2 separate regions of the Mus musculus genome follow, and region 1 is linked to region 2. The links are chromatin loops, found by intact Hi-C in ENCODE. Cell type or tissue: heart. All regions are shown on one strand. Each heading gives the region's core, and the rest is flanking DNA. Links, peaks and the distances in the headings are about the cores only. Region 1 overlaps Tmeff2 (transmembrane protein with EGF-like and two follistatin-like domains 2). Region 2 overlaps 9330175M20Rik (RIKEN cDNA 9330175M20 gene).

Region 1 (2,920 bases), core at 190-2,689, 280 kb before region 2:
AAAGATTGCCACAGTGGAACAAGGCAGAGTGAGTCCACACAACCTGAGTGTTGGTCAAAGGGCCAGTGAGGTGGTAACAAATACTTTCTGTCCATTTAGATGCTAGTATGGGTGTGAACAAGTGTTACTTGCCAAAGTAAGGAAGAACATGGATAGTCAGGAGGTAGATACATGAGGATCAAGTTCACATCACTATCCAAGTCTGTGCAATGAGTCTTTGCCTGACTCAGAACAAAAGAAAAGTATGTGGAAAGGGTAGGAAGGATGTCAATAGCGTCTTTATCTCATCCATGTTCGTCACAAATCAACATTACTGGTTTAATTTTAAAACACAAATATACTTCATAAAGAGCACCATTTTAAGAACCAAAGCCCTCGTGCTGAGCCCAATATACTCATCGAAGGCAATTTTCTCAGACTTTGAGATGCAAACACACTGACGTGCTTAGGAGTTTTCAGTTGGTTGCTTTTCAATAAAGCCTGTGTAGTCTGACGTTTTTGTTTTTCATTTACTCCTTGAAATTTATCATCAACAGTTTCAGCATCATCCCCGGTATGGCAGTAAAAGGTAAAATACAATAACAGGGAACTCAGTAATTTGGCTTTTAAATGGCTTTATGCATTTATGTGCTATGTAGGCTATGTAGCAGATTGTGATAACAGAATCAGTTATAATCAAAGTGCAGCCGTACAAATATAGCAGACACCTTGGAACAGCTCCCTTTGTTGATCGAGACAGAGCAGGAGTGCCATCTTACACTATATTTTCTCTATAACAGCATAGCAGCCTCAACACCTTTGTTGCGTTTCCGTTGTGCTGCTATTGCGAATGTCCCCACAGTAGCACTTTACCTGTATTTATCATTGATTCTTGCACATTGAATTTTCTGCTCTGCGGACAACTAATTTGAGTGGCTTGAAGTATAAAACTTACAGCTTTCCCCTTCATTGTCCCAGTTCACATAACAATATAGAAGTCATTTCCCAGTGCAGAAAACCCCAAGGCCCTCAGACTTTGTTCAGCCTCCGTGGTGCTACATAATTTATTTTATTTCTCTGAAGCCTGCAGCGTTTCTTATGTGCTGTTAAGGGAGGGGATCCATTGTCAGTGTGTAAGCATCACTTCAATTAAGCTCTGCTGGCTTCTCTGTCTGCATGCGAATGTGAACTTGGTTGTCTTGAGAATGACAGTTGTTTATTTTACTCATGGGTGTCTGATGCTGGGTGGGGACTTACAGGTTGACTCAAATATTTATAAACATGTCTTTTGCTGTCTTTCGTGGAGACTATTCTAAAGTTAGGGGAGGTGCTTTTTATATTTTGTTGATTGTTTTTGGTTCTCACAAACTCCTTTAGCTTTCTCTTCTCTTGAATTCTAAATTGCAATTCTTGTTTTATCCAGCTAGTCCCAGAAACTATAACCTGGTTTGATTCCTGAAGTGGGAATAATGTTGTACCAGTAGGGGGAGCTCACACCATGCCTATTTTATGGGTTGGTTTGAAGTTAATTTTGTGGCTTTGTATCCTTAAGGGTGGAGCCGGTTTCACTTTAAAGCCAACAGTTTCTGGGGTTTGGAATATAAGTTATTTCTTCCAGTTGAAAAGTTAAAATAATCTGAAGTTGTAAATCTTAAGTGCGTTAACAGTTTAAGTCTTTAGCTAACGAATCGTCATACTGTGGTTGAAGTTTTCAGATTGCTGAAATGTAGAAGCTTTAAAATATACTAAAAGTTCTCTTTCTTTGTGTACATCCTCAAATCACTTCCTTCCAGGAACAGTGACCACAGGACTCGGGCTGAACACTTTTTGTGCTGATGACTGTAAGTCAGCATAAACAAGGCAGTTGCTAACCATGGTTGTGGATGTAAATGTGAGCTTAGTTTTTTCATAGATATCCCTGGAGGGATAGATACTTGGGGCTATCCATATTTCTCACTAAATTTGCATAGAATGGAGTTGGAAAGGCATACAGATCTCAACTAGCTCTGTGCTACTCAAGTCAGCAAAGGACTCAGAGCCAGTATCATTCCAATACCTTTTCTTTCCCAAGTTTGTTATTTTTGACTCTCCTTTGAGATGTTAGCAATTTTCCAAATTCTGCCTGAAATTTCAGTCTCTAAGATGGTGAACACCAAACACCTCTTCATATAATACGTTTCTGCAGGCATCTAATGTGACCTCAGAAAATGGAAAAGGGAGTAGCATCTTCTCTTTGTTCCTTTTCTCCACTCTTGAACATCTGTCTAATGTCATGCATAAGGATGCCCAAGACTCTGCTCTGCCCACAGCAAACTCATGATTCAGAGACTGTACCATTCAGTGAATTGGGAGAAGGAAGGTTCCAGCGTGTGTTTTCTTCATCAGAATAAGAGATCACAGTTGTCTCCAGACTAGCCCATGAATTTGACTTTCAAAGCATCCCTGAGTCAAGACAGCTGACTAATTGCTAACATTATGCCTCATAAATCTGAAAGTCTGGACTAGAAAGTGTGCGATGCCTGCCTCTTGATGGACATTAGTTATGAAATCACCTCTGTCATAGAATTTTCATCTAAATCACTGTGCTGTTTCATAGGTTACATGTGGTTGGAACCCTGGTGTAGAAGAGGGAGAGATAATGGAGAGAAGAAGATGAGGTGAGGTAGAAGAGGCTATTGAAAGTCGGAGAAAGGTTCTCAGGCATTTGCGCGTTTCCTCCGGGTGAACGCCACAATTGTCTAGCAATTTCCTAGCAATAAAATAGCTGTCCTGTGGTTGATGAGCCTTTAGCATGACAGCGTGATGACCTTAGCCTGGATTCTCGGATTTTAATAGCTCTGTGGTTCCCATAGGGTGAAGCTCTTTGCTCATTGCTTTCTTTGGCTTAGACTTTCTTCTCTGTCAGTGATCCTCCTGTGTACTGTTACCTCATTAGTGCTTG
Region 2 (2,920 bases), core at 141-2,640:
GATGGTGTTTGTTGCCTCAGAAGAAATAAATCTTGTGTGTCTCTCCTTTATTTATTGATTAAACAAGGAGCCCTACAATGCATTCAAGCTCCTGCTTTTGTCACTAGAAAGGTAACACTGATGTGCATTATTTCATTATAGGAAATGCTAATCTATATTTCTCATTTAGAATCTAAACTCTCTGCTTGGCTGAAATCTCACAGCTTCTACCACTGATAAGAGAAACCTAATGAGCCCAATGTCACCACAGCCAAACTTCCCAATTAGGCCAGTGTCTGCACACACGTATTCTGGGAGCTTCCAAGGCGGTCTTGACAGCTTGGAGTTAGAAATCTATGGTGAGAAAAATCAAGCTATTAACCAGGCATCCTTCTGAACGCAGTTAGCCCCACCCCCACCCCCCCATCCCCTTTCTCCCACTAGATAGCAGAATTGCATTTTAACAGAAAGGTAGAGAGTGTTTTCTAGGGCTGCAAAAGATGTTGAACAAATTTCCTATAACTATAACTTCCTCTCGTTTACCAACTTGATGTGGAATAAAACAATGTGGATATTTGGCAAAACAATGGATAGTCTTCTTAGGTGACTTCTTTAGGTATGCCTCTTTTAGCATGTATTAAACCAACAGAATCCCAACCAAGAGCTTTTTTTTGCCTATGCACCCTTCACTGTGCATGAAACACTAGATCAAGAATTATGAAGAGCAAATTTGGAAAATAGAAATTTCAGATTATAAGAGCTATTTCTCACTAGGTATCATCCCACCAAAGCAACACTGCCACAGTAAAACAGTCATTCTTTGTGAATGAAATATGAGTGAAGTACTTCCTACATGGAAAGCAGTGTGAGTATCATTGGGTTCTCAGGGATGAAGATAAATCAGTCAGGATCACAACTTGGATCGTTCCCAGTCATGAAGGGAATCACCAAATAATTTATGTGATAAGACAGAAACATGAGACACACAAGCAATGCAATGAAAGTCAAGAGGCACATTCAGCTTTGAAAGCAGAACAATGCAAAGCTTCCTAGAGAATGAGAGTCTTAGGGAAAGGAAAGACTTGACTGTAAAGTCCTCATAAACAACAAAGGCACACCAGCCTGAGGAAGGAGCCAAACAAAACCAGGAAGGTCGCCGGAACTTGCTTGTGAGCCAAGTTGAGTGAGAAAGCAGGCAAAGGACAGACATGTGAATAAGCATTGGAAATCATTTACCCACAAACATCAACCTAGGAAGGCTCTTAGTATACTTCTGGCAATTTCTAAGGCACCGGGGCAAGAGCAAAACAAACAAGCCAACAAGAGCTCAGCTTGCACAGAGTTATGCTCTAGCTGGAGGAGATTTAAACGGAAAAGAATGAAAAATGATGTGTCAGTTAGTTTGAACGAATGTAACATCCGTGCACAAAGGCTTTAGAATGTAGCTAGGGACAATTGTTTGATAAGGCACCTTTTACAAAGACATTTAAAGCAGGTGAAGGATAGATTAAATTATCTTACAGAGTTATAGTTCAGACAGAGACCCTAGAACTGAGATGTAAGTGTGGTTAAGGTAAGACATGTGGATGGCCTGGCAAAAATGGAATCAAGAGATAAATATTAGTAATGGGCTCGGAGGATAGGTGCAAGTCACATCTTCAGGGCATGGCTGCTAAAGGTAGAACTTGAAGATGAGAAAACATTAGAAGGTTTAGGAGAGAAATGGCCGAGCTATATCTTGGGATGAGCACTGCAGCTACTGTATGGAGAACAGAGAGGAAGTGCTGAGGGTGGAATGCAAGAGACCAAGTAGATCACAGAAGCATGCAGAACATTCAGTGAAAGGCATGGATGAGATTTGTTCACGGGGGTAAGAAAAGTTGAAAGACCTCTGATAAGGAGCTTATTCCCATTATGAGTTGAAAAATATTTCCCTTTTTGTTTGAAAAAAATTTTTAGATTATATGGTTTTCAGTTAATTAGATCCCAACATGTCAGCTCAGGTAACACAGAAGTTCTGAGAAAGAAGATAGGCTACCAAGAGAGCTAACTGTGGAACACATCAACCAAGAAAGAGAGTCACATGAACTGTCCAGATCAATTCAAATACCCCCTAGCAAGGAATCCATGTCCTGGAACAGTCAAAGGTCCAATCCATTTTAGGCAACACTTCTCCCTTTTATGAAGAAGGTATAGGACTAAGAAACAAGGGGGTCTTGAACCTCTGCCATTCTATAGAATGTATAAAATGCTTTCCTCTCGTGCTTAATAAATCTGTAAGTTGTCACTATAACTCTGTGTCTTGCTTGATTCTTTGCTAGAGACACAGAGAACTTGGACACTGTGCCACTGGAAAGCAACAAATTCTCTCTGGTAACTCTTCTAGTCATACCATCATCTTTCTCATGAATGGCAGGTAATAAATTGTGATGGTGCAACTAACTTGACTAACAGCCTTAATGGCTTTCTTGCCTAGGACTTTAGGACTCTAGTTCTCTCCATTCACAAACAAATAATCCTCAATTGAAAAAGTCTGTTACATCCCTCTGCTTCTCTTATAAATTGTTGGAAGAAGACTCTGTTTACATGTGATAGCCATATCGTGATTTCTTGCCTCATAAACTCAACATAAACCTTCTCCAGGACACTAGGCAGGGAGATGTGTAGTCAAAGACACGGGAGTGTGGAATGACTGGAGGATCTTTCCTACTCATCAGTAGTGATGGCTAAAGACTCCTGCTCCATATTCTTTCTTGTGAATGGGGTTACAGCTTTCCTCACCTTCACCCCTTCTTTCACCCTTCAGGGCATACTTCTGATGTATAGCCCTACACACACATTTCCTTCCACAGCTTTATTTGATTATTCACACAAGTTACCATGTCAAGAGAGACATGGCTGTTTGATGGGCCTGGTATTTCAACATCCTCATGATTGAAAA

The links. Peaks named below come from ENCODE experiments on the same cell type or tissue, not always from the same donor. Only the 100,000 strongest peaks of a DNase experiment are listed, where the experiment ranks them.
Region 1: it touches region 2 in a loop (2.5-fold over the local background); 2 of 42 quality-filtered maps call a loop at or near these places.

The regions. Positions count from the first base shown.
Region 1 is chr1:50,961,012-50,963,931 of GRCm38, forward strand. The region is part of intron 4 of Tmeff2 (transmembrane protein with EGF-like and two follistatin-like domains 2); the gene reads left to right. Among named protein-coding and RNA genes, the nearest start is that of Tmeff2, 35 kb to the left of the region's middle. In heart, for the core only: a CTCF peak has its summit at 1,459 (motif pointing right); no DNase peak of the experiment used is centred there; H3K27ac peaks cover 279 bases.
Region 2 is chr1:51,244,473-51,247,392 of GRCm38, forward strand. All of the region lies in intron 4 of 9330175M20Rik (RIKEN cDNA 9330175M20 gene), which reads right to left. Among named protein-coding and RNA genes, the nearest start is that of Cavin2, 43 kb to the right of the region's middle. In heart, for the core only: no CTCF peak of the experiment used is centred there; a DNase peak (open chromatin) is centred at 1,149.